Linked DNA regions of Homo sapiens: region 1 is linked to region 2. The links are chromatin loops, found by intact Hi-C in ENCODE. Cell type or tissue: endothelial cell of umbilical vein. All regions are shown on one strand. Links, peaks and the distances in the headings refer to the core of each region. The heading gives the core; the rest is flanking DNA. Region 1 overlaps NOX4 (NADPH oxidase 4). Region 2 has its middle 100 kb from the start of TRIM77.

Region 1 (5,386 bases), core at 59-5,058, 230 kb before region 2:
TGGAAGAATATGCAAGTGGAATTTTTATTAACTTGGATTGAACGTGTGCATTTATCTCAGGTCCCTTAGGCAAACAGAATACTAAAATAACAATTTAGAGATATAAAAATAGATGCCACAATGGCAAAAATAACATGGGGAGTGATAAGAATAATAAAGAGATGTCAACACATTTTTGAAAAGTGACAAGTGGATGAGGTAGCCATTTAGGAACTGACTAAACAAAACATATGAAACCAAAGTCTCATTGCCTTCAAACAGAGATTACCTTGAGAAGTAAGCCCATCTTTTGATCACAACACTGGAAAAACCCAGGTCTCAGTGTAATAGGAGGAAGTTAGAGTTGGGGCTCATCATTAAAAAAAAAAAAATCTGTTTGTGTCTGTATATGGGGTAATTTTATCCCCAGATTCACTTTGCTCTGATCACCAGCCATGTAACTACTACTCCACAAACCCAAAGACAAGGAGACGTGAAACACAAAGCCTCTATGTATAGAAATAACTGGTCGTGGAAGGCAGGGCTGAGATGCCAGTCATTTGCTCAATAAATATTTAATGAAAGCACTCTAAGTGTCATCTCAAAATAACACTTCCTAAGTGGAGTTGCACAAATTTCCATCAGAACCTCCTCTCCAACCCCAACCTTCCCTATCTCAGTTAATGAAATTCCAGTTGCTCGGACCAAAAACTCTGGGGTCAGCCTTGACTTCACTTCCTTTCACATTATATACAATCCATGGAATACATTTTGTTAACTCTAACTTTAAAATATATTCAGAATATGACCACTTCTCACCATTTCCACTATCACCACCCTGGTCAAAATCATCATCATACTTCGACTAGATGACTGCAACAGCTCCTAACTGGACCCCCTGTTTCTGCACTTGCTTCCCCTCATCTACTCTTAACACAGCAGCCAGAGTGATCCTGTTGAAAAGTAAGCCATATCATGTCATTTCTCCATTCACACTCTCCCACAACTCCTTTATCAATCAAAGTAAAAGCCAAAGGCCTAAATGTTCTGGATATATGAGCCTGAATTACAGAGTTAAAATCTGGGCTAGGAATATAAACTTGGGACATGAAGCATATGGATGTATCAACAAGATGAGAGAGACTACCAGAGAAATGTGTACAGCTAGAGAGAAAGAGAGGTTGAAGAAATGAACACTGGTATGTTGTAATACTTAGAGCTTGTGGGGATGATAAGGAACAACAAAAATAGACTGAGTAAAAATAGCCAGAAAATGTGGAGAAAAACAGGTAAGTGGAAAAAAGTGTTTCAGTAAAGTGAATGATCAGCTGTATTAAGAGCTGCTTATTGGTCAAACCCATTGAAGAGTGAGAACTGAACAATAACATGGTCACTGCTGAACCTGGACATTTTTAGTAGTGTGCTTAAATCAACAATCAAAAGATGGTTGATTTAAGAGAATGAGAGGAAAGGAACTGGATTGCTGAGAGAGGGAGCAGTAGCTAGAAGGGATGTGAGTCAGGAAAGAAACTTTCATTGATCATTTCCTTTTGGTACTTAGGTAAAAACAGGCACCCAAAAATAAGGATTGAATAAATTAAGCTCAATATTCAATAGATTTACCCTAAATACACTAACCTTCTAAAGTTCATACTTATCATGTAGACTCTTATTAGACACTAAGGGAATATTTTTATTTCCCTTGGAAAAAAGCCAAACTAGAGCAGTTAGATGATGTTTACATCTCAAGAAACTCAGATGTCCTATTAATTTTTCATGAACATTAATCATCTTCTCAGGAAATTTTCACCACTTTGCTTCATCTATGGTTAAGATAACATTGTCACCATGCTAACCTATCATGTATCCCAGCTGATTTTTGACAAGCAATAAAATTATGAAAACATAGAGCAAAACAATTTTTAAGATTTAAATAGTTGAGAGCAAGACCAGAGATCAAAACTGCTGCAGATGTCCTGGTTTCATTTAAACCCACTAAATTAAATAAACAATAGCAACAAAATGTTGCCAGTCTTTGTGAGATCCATAGCCATTCTTGCCTGGTTTTCTTTGAAAACGGGAAAAACTATTCCTGGAAAAACTCTTCCCAAAGTGACTGGTTAAAAGATTAAAAACACAAAGTAGAAAAATGATGGCTAGTGCAGGCATGCTATGTAAAAGTACAGACAATAACAAACTAACAGCTAGACATGCCTCTGACTCATGGAAAAATATGTGAAATCAGGTTATTCAAGCTTAAAAACAATGAATCACACAAGTTAGAATACAGATGTCAGGAAAGCATGTTTGTGTCAGGCCTCCGAGCCCAAGCCTGCACGTATACATCCAGATGGCCTGAAGTAACTGAAGAGTCACAAAAGAAGAGAAAATGGCCGGTTCCTGCCTTTGATGACATTACCTTGTGAAATTCCTTCTCCTGGCCCAAAAGCTCCCCCACTGAGCACTTTGTGACCCCCATCCCTGCCTGCCAGAGAACAACCCCCTTTAACTGTAATTTTCCATTACCTACACAAATCCTATAAAATGGACCCAAACCTATCTCCCTACCTTGGCTCTCTTTTCAGACTCAGCCCATCTGCACCCAGGTGATTAAAAAGCTTTATTGCTTAGCTTAAGCAAAGCCTGTTTGGTGGTCTTTTCACGCTGACATGAGTGAAATTTGGTGCTGTGATTTGGATCGGGGGGACCTCCCTTGGGAGATCAATCCCCTGTCCTCCTGCTCTTTGCTCCATGAGAAAGATCCACCTACAACCTCTGGTCCTCAGACCAACCAGCCCAAGGAACATCACCAATTTTAAATCGGGTAAGCAGGCTCTTTTTACTCTTCTCCAGCCTCTCTCACTATCCTTCAACCTCTTTCTCCTTTCAATCTTGGTGCCACCCTTGGGTCTCTCTCTTCTCTTAATTTCTGTTCCTTTCCTTTTCTGGTAGAGACAGAAGAGATGCATTTTATCCGTGAACCCAAAACTCCGGCACCAGTCACGGACTCGGCAAGACAGTTTTCCCTTGGTGTTTAATCACTGTGGGGACACCTGTCTGATTATTCACCCACGTTTCAGAGGTGTCTGATCACCGCAGGGACTCCTGCCTTGATCCTTCACCTTAGTGGCAAGTACCACTTTCCTGAGGGGGGAGGGCAGGTACCCCCCACCCCTTCTCTCCGTGTCCCTACCCTTTCTTTTCTCTGGGCTTGCCTTCTTCACTATGGGCAACCTTCCACCCTTCATTCCTCCTTCTTCTCCCTTGGCCTGTGTTCCAAGAACTTAAAGCCTCTTCAACTCACACCTGACCTAAAACCTAAATGCCTTATTTTCTTCTGCAATGCCACTTGACCCCAATACAAACTCGACAATAGTTCCAAATAGCCAGAAAACACTCTCAATTTCTCCATTGTACAAGATCTAGATAATTTTTGTCGTAAAATGGGCAAATGGTCTGAGGTGCCTGACATCCAGGCATTCTTTTACACATTGGTCCCTCCCTAGTCTCTGTTCCCAATGCGACTCATCCCAAATCCTTCCTTCCCTCCCACCTGTCCCCTCAGTCCCAACCCCAAGTGTTGCTGAGTCTTTTCAATCTTCCTTTTCTACCGACCCATCTGACTTCTCCCCTCCTCCCAAGACTGCTCCTCCTCAGGTCACTCCCTGCCAGGCTGAATCAGGCTCCAAATCTTCCTCAGACTCCACTCCCCCACCCTATAATTCTTCTGTCACCTCCCCTGTTCACACCCAGTCTGGCTTACAGTTTTGTTCTGTGACTAGCCCTCCCCCACCTGCCCAATAATTTCCTCTTAAAAAGGTGGCTGGAGCTAAAGGCATAGTCAAGGTTAATGCTCCTTTTTCTTTATCCAACCTCTCCCAAATCAGTTAGCATTTAGGCTCTTTTTCATCAAATATAAAAACCCAGCCCAGTTCATGGCCCATTTGGCCACAATTCTTAGACCCTTTACCGCCCTAGACCCAGAGGGGCCAGAAGGTCATCTTATTCTCAATATGCATTTTATCACCCAGTCAGCTCCTAACATTAAAAAAAAGCTTCAAAAATTAGAATCGGGCCCTGAAACCCCACAACAGGAATTAATCAACCTCGCCTTCAAGATGTTCAATAACAGAGGAGTTGCAATTACTTGCCTGTGCTGTAAGAGAAACCCCAGCCACATTTGCAGCACACAAGAACTTCAAAACGCCTAAGCCACAGCGGTCTGGGATTCCTTAAGGACCTCCTCCCTCAGGATCTTGCTTCAAGTGCCAGAAATCTGGCCACTGGGCCAAGGAATGCCTGCAGCCCAGGATTCCTCCTAAGCCATGTCCCATCTATGCGGGACCCCGTTGGAAATCAAACTGTCCAACTTGCCCAGCAGCTACTCCCAGAGCCCCTGGAACTCTGGCCCAAGGCCCTCTGACTGACTCCTTCCCAGGTCTTCTCGGCTTAGTGACTGAAGACTAATGCTGCCCGATCGCCTCTGAAGCCTCCTGGACCATCACAGACACTTTGGGTAACTCTTACAGTGGAAAGTAAGTCCATCCCCTTCTTAATCAATACGGAGGCTACCCACTCCACATTACCTTCTTTTCAAGGGCATGTTTCCCTTGCCTCCATAACTGTTGTGGGTATTGACAGCCAGGCTTCGAAACCTCTTAAAACTCCCCAACTCTGATGCCAACTTGGACAACATTCTTTTATGCACTCCTTTTAAGTTATCCCCACCTGCCCAGCTCCCTTATTAGGATGAGACATTTTTACTAAATTATCTGCTTCCCTGACTATTCCTAGGCTATAGCCACACCTCACTGCCACCCTTTTCTCCAGTTCAAAGCCTCCTTTACATCCTCCCCTTGTATCTCTCCACCTTAATCCACAAGTATAGGATAACTCTACTCCCTCCTTGGGGACTGATCATGCACCCCTTACCATCCCATTAAAACCTAATCACCTTTAACCCACTCAACACCAATATCCCATCCCACAGCAGGCTTTAAAAGGATTAAGGCCTGTAATCACTCGCCTGTTACAGCATGGCCTTTTAAAGCCTATAAACTCTCCTTACAATTCCCCATTTTACCTGTCCAAAAACCAGACAAGTCTTACAAGTTAGTTCAGGATCTGTGCGTTATCAACCAAATTGTTTTGCCTATCCACCCCATGGTGCCAAACCCATATACTCTCCTATCTGCAATACCTCCCTCCACAACCCCTCTACAACCCATTATTCTGTTTTGGATCTCAAACATGCTTTCTTTACTATTCCTTTGCACCCTTCATCCCAGCCTCTCTTCGTTTTCACTTGGACTGACCCTGACACCCATCAGGCTCAGCAAATTACCTGGGCTGTACTGCCACAAGGCTTCACGGACAGCCCCCATTACTTCCGTCAAGCCTAAATTTC
Region 2 (5,386 bases), core at 84-5,083:
AGGGAAAAGTTTCATAAAGGTATGAGAACTGTGTGAGGAAAAGGGTAAAAAACATACTATAAAACAAATGGAAAACATCAGATTAAGTCTTGAGAGGCAGACTAGAACTCTTCAGAAAGAAGCAACTCTTGCCAATAAATGAGATTTTAATAAAACCTTAAAGTGCCTTATGTTGTATTTGATTTGCTAAACACTTGGATTTCTTAGAGACGCTGCACTTACTTTTATAGCCAATTGTTCTCCTTTCAGTTAACGGTAAGGTCAAAAGAACCACTACTTCAGATTTTGGGGAAAAAAAAAAGCCAATGTAAAAGATTCTCAGTTCAAACAGAACTTAGTGCAGGTTGGTGAGAAGAAATATCAACTCTTTCCAAATCAAAAGAGAAATACAATATTCCCAGTCACTTCAGGAAGGATCAGAATTTGTAAGTAATATTTGTGTAATGGAATTCATTTTATTGTGGTCTTGTTCTACCCAAATGCAGAGGCTGGAAGTGGAATGAAAATTCTCTTCGAAACCACTACTGGTCAAGAACACTATCCTGTGTTTCCAGACCTTAGGAATTTCCTGGGAAGCTTAGAGAAAGGTACCCAGACAGCACCGGGGTACTAAACAAATCTCATGGCACAGGTAAGCAGTATTTCTGCTGGGAGGTCCTCACACATGGAGAGGCAAGTGGTAATGGTTTGTTCTGTCCGATGGTGCTGAGAACAGCCAACATGTACCCTTGACAGAGGTTATGTGCAGAAATGCCTATGTAAATAGCCACAATAGGACTACGAGCCTTATTCTGTGGCAGTTATGACTGATATGTGCTTTGCAGTCTCTTGATGATAATTCTGCTTCTGTCCTCATACCATGTCCCCTTCCCCAATGCTCCTTCTTCTTAGGCCCCTATGACTTCTTTCATGCTAACTTTCTATTCAGATCTACCTGCTCTACTCCACTTTCTGCTCAGGAATTTCCTCTAGTCTCCCGCAGGAGTAGGCCTAGTCTGAGACTTACCATAAAAGAAAGAGCTAAGATCATACGGTATAAACTTTCAGTTATTAGATGAATAAGTTCTGGGGATGTAATGGACAACATAGAGACTGTAGTTGTTAATACTGTATTGTATACTTTATATTTGCTAAGAGAGTAGATCTTCAGTGTTTGTACCACAAAGAAAAAAATGGTAACTATGTGAGGTGACGGATATGTTAATTAACTTGATTGTGGTCACCATTTTACCATGTATATATATCAAATTATCATGTTGTACATCTTAAATATATATAATTTTTACTGTCAGTTATACCTCATTAAAGCTGGGTAGGGGGGAAGAGAGCTAAACTAATGAGTTTGGCCACTGTTCATCAGCATTTGGCTTTACCAAGAAGAATTTTGGGTGTTACCTATCTGCATGTAAATAGTTTCACTCAGATTGGTCTCCTATTCAAATGTCCCATGGGCTCATTCTTTTGCTAATAGGTGGTGGGGAAAGTAAGCAGTGTAAGTTATAACCTAAAAGAGCTACTTCACTATAAACTTTGTAAATGATTGAGACACAAACATAAATGTCTTATGCTTGTGTGGAATACAGCCATGCTAAAATTGGGAAAGAGGTATTCTTCCCACTTCTCCATGAAGAAATGCAGCTCAATTTCAGTCATTGACTGAGGACCATAGTGAGATTGGTTGGGTGCCTCCAGGACTCTCACATATAAGGGGTACCTGTACTCAGTAGTGAGTGCCAGTTATACCCAGCATATCCAGGAACAGAGAACTGGAGCATATGGGGAGAGGAAAAAGACCTGAATAGAGGTAATGAGGCAGCTGACCAAATAGAATTTTGCAACAGAACAATGGTGGGGCCTTTTTTGGGAGACAGGCTGATGACAGGTGAGGGCAAAGGTGAAACACAGACTGCGGACAGGTGAATAGGAGAGACAAGCAAAAGATAATGTAATGAATCTTAAAATTGCAGATGTACTGAGACAATAACCAATAAACAGAACGCAAGTAGACATGTAATCACAGGGTTAATCTGGCCAAAATGGCCATATTGAGGGGTGATGCGGGATTAAGAAAATAATAAGTCTGAGTTTGATTGCTTGTGCTTGGCTACTGTTAAGATATATCTTTTGCAGAATGAACTTGCCAAAAATAAGATGAAACAACATAAAATTTAGTTTTCTGGCATGTACTGCCAACAGGAAGAAATAGAGGTGCTTTTAGGATGCTATCCTGATAACTTATGTTCCTGCCTGAGCTTGGGCAGTGAAAACTCAAAGGCAACAGCTTTGCCCATGCATATGTACCTATTATAGAAGTGAAGCACAGGACATTGGAAGGCCAGGAGGCAACCTCAATTCTCCAGGAAATGCGCATTCACTGCAAAACAACTATTATGGGATGTAGTATGTTCAAAGGGCAAGGATGTCTGCATGCGTCATAGGAAGCTGAGTGTTTGGGATTTAAATGTGGACTTTGACTTGAGGTCTGATGATTCTACTTCCTGACTGTAAAAAGGGACAAGTGTTCATCATTGTATCCATGAGATATGTGGTTAAAATTCCTCTTTATTGACTGTAAGCTTGTCATCTATTTGAAAGGTTGCCTGGGGCTCCTAAAGTTAAAAATATTACTCTTAGTACTTTTGATTTTTGTGGCTCTTGAAGAGGTAGTGAAAATAAATGCTTAGAAGCCTCTTTTCATTAAAAACAAATAAAAAAATGGTAGAAGGAGAGAGGAAAGATTGCAACTACAAAAAAGAAAGAAGCTGTTAATCTAACCTCTCGTGATGGTTAACAGTGTTTTGCTTATGTATCACATATTTTGAGAGCACATAAGGATACTAGAAAATAGCAGAAGGCTATCTAGTAGCCAGTGAATTCTTGGAAAGCAGGAGGTGCAGAGATGATAGAATAAGCAACAAGAAGACAAGTAGAGGAGTGATCTCATCATGGGTACCAGGAAGATGGCTTCAGTGGTTTTAACAAGGAAAAACAACATGACGGGCATGGTGGCACATGCCTTTAGTTCCAGCTACTCAGGAGGCCGAGATGGGAGAATTGGATTGCTTGTGCCCAGGAGTTCAAGGCTGCAGTGAACTATGATTGCGTCACTGCACTCAAGCCTGGGCAACAGAGTGAGATCTTATCTCTTAAACAAACAAACAAATAAACAAACAATCCTACGCTGAAAAGCCTCTTTTCTTTTCTGGTACTCCCAAGTAAGTTAACTCACGCAAAGCCAGGAACATCACAGCACGGTTGTAGAGTCGGGGAAAAAATTAGGGGAGGGTATACTCAACTTTCCATATCATCCTCTGTGTTAATCATAAAATGTGTGGTTTTTGTTGATACATGCTGATCTTCCTCTGTCCCTGTAGTACCTGTTATATGTGTTGTATGAGAATGCTGCCTAATTTATGCGCTACACATACACTACTAAAACACCCAAAGCGAGATTATTTATAAAATATGCTCTCAACAACTTTCAAAGTCATACAATATGAGATAAAAGTTGCAAGCACAATTAAAATAGTCCGTCTCTGCACTTTGGAAATTTGTGACAAGGAGCTAATATTTTACCCAAATTACTAGGTAAAATAAACTTTATTCAATATGTACATATGTAACCAAACGTATCAGTGGGATTATACAGGATTAGTTCTCTGGGAAGCAGATTCTGAGAAGCAGTTTAGCTTGCAAGATGTTTATTAAGGAGTGTCCATGGAGTCCACATCTGTTGAAGGAAGGGGAAGGAAGCAGGAAGCAGCAGGGAGAAGTTGATGGGCAAAGTAATCTCAATAGCAGCCTCCACCAACCCTATGGGGAGCTCTGAAGCTATCAGAGCCCTTCATTGTTGTCCAGACTCGGGCCAACTTGGCCAGGCCTTCTATATGGAGCGGTCATTTTATCCAGGCAACCCTCTGGAGGGTGTGTGGTTGGTTATGGCCGCTCTGTAGCTGGGGCAGTCTCTGAAGGGGCTGACAACATTCTCACCTCTTAGAGCACCAAGTCCTTCATTGTTGGAGGATCTGGGAAGCACATCAAGTGTCCACCCCCTGGGATGTCTGTGTGTCCAGGACTACACCAGATAATATGGAGAAGATAGATAAGTAATGTATCTAAGATACAGTTATCTCTCTCAAGTGAAAGAGAAAGAGAAACCATGTGTCACACACATTCAAAGTAGAGCATATTTAATAGCATCAATTCTGACAATTGCAAGTTGTGTGAGCTTAACTCTTGTATGGCTCCAATTTTTGTTTGAAAGTTATAGATAACACCTTTACTAAATTTATTTATCAATTCTAATAGTTTCTAATAGTTTTTTGGTGGAGTCCAACTATAAGATTGTATTATCTGCCAACAAGGATAATTTGACTTCCCGCTTTCCAATTTTGATGCTCTTTCTTTCTTTCTTTTTACTGATTCCTTAGCTAGGACTTTCAGAACTATGTTTGATAACAGTGGTGAAAGTGAACATCCTTGTCATGTTCCAGATCTCAGAGAAAAGGCTTTCAGGCTTTCCCCATTCAGTATGCAACTAGCTAAGGTTCTGCTGTATATGGCTTTTATTATATTGAGGTATGTCCCTTCTATAGCCAGTTTTTTGTTAAAGATACATCAAAATATAAAAAAGAAAACTACAGACCAGTATGTCTGATAAATATTGATGCAAAATTCTTCAGTAAAATACTAGCAAATTGAATTCAACAACACATAAAAGAGATAATTCATCATGACCAAGTGGGATTTATCCCAGAAATAGAAACTTTATTGGTTTTCTACTTCTGCTGTAACAAGTTACTACAAATTGAGCAGCTTAAAAAACACAAATTTGGCCGGGTGCAGTGGCTCACGCCTGAAATCCCAGCTCTTTGGGAGGCTGAGGCAGGCAGATCACCTGAGGTCAGGAGATGGAGACCAGCCTGGCTAACATAATGAAACCCCGTTTCTACTAAAGATACAAAAAAATTAGCTGGGCAAGGTAATGCATGCCTGTAATCCCAGCTACTCGGGAGGCTGAGGCAAGAGAATCACTTGAACCCAGGAGGCAGAGGTTTCAGTGAGCTGAGATTGTGCCATTGCACTCCAGCTTGGGCAACAAGAGCGAAACTCTGTCTCAAAAAAAAAAAAAGCCCAAAAGACCCACAAATTTATTATCTCACAGTTTAGATCCATAGATCAAAAGTCTTGGCTTGTTTGCTTTGGGGCCCCTAAGGCTGAAATCAAAGTGTCATCATGGCTGTATTCCTATCTGGAGGCTCTAGAGGAGAATCCAATTCCTTGCTCATTTGGGATATTGACAGAATTCAGTTTCTTACAGTTGTAGGATTGAGCTCCCCATTTCTTTGCTGGCTGTCATTTGAGGGCCAATCCCAGCTTCTAGAGG

Evidence for each region. Hi-C counts contacts between places; a loop is a spot of excess contacts. Peaks named below come from ENCODE experiments on the same cell type or tissue, not always from the same donor. Only the 100,000 strongest peaks of a DNase experiment are listed, where the experiment ranks them.
Region 1: it touches region 2 in a loop (17-fold over the local background); 1 of 110 quality-filtered maps calls a loop at or near these places.

Annotation. Positions count from the first base shown.
Region 1 is chr11:89,379,015-89,384,400 of GRCh38, forward strand. All of the region lies in intron 11 of NOX4 (NADPH oxidase 4), which reads right to left. Among named protein-coding and RNA genes, the nearest start is that of NOX4, 110 kb to the right of the region's middle. In endothelial cell of umbilical vein, for the core only: no CTCF peak of the experiment used is centred there; DNase peaks (open chromatin) are centred at 1,377, 1,617 and 2,237; H3K27ac peaks cover 4,270 bases.
Region 2 is chr11:89,604,614-89,609,999 of GRCh38, forward strand. No RefSeq gene overlaps it. Among named protein-coding and RNA genes, the nearest start is that of TRIM77, 100 kb to the right of the region's middle. In endothelial cell of umbilical vein, for the core only: no CTCF peak of the experiment used is centred there; DNase peaks (open chromatin) are centred at 2,368 and 3,808; H3K27ac peaks cover 2,855 bases.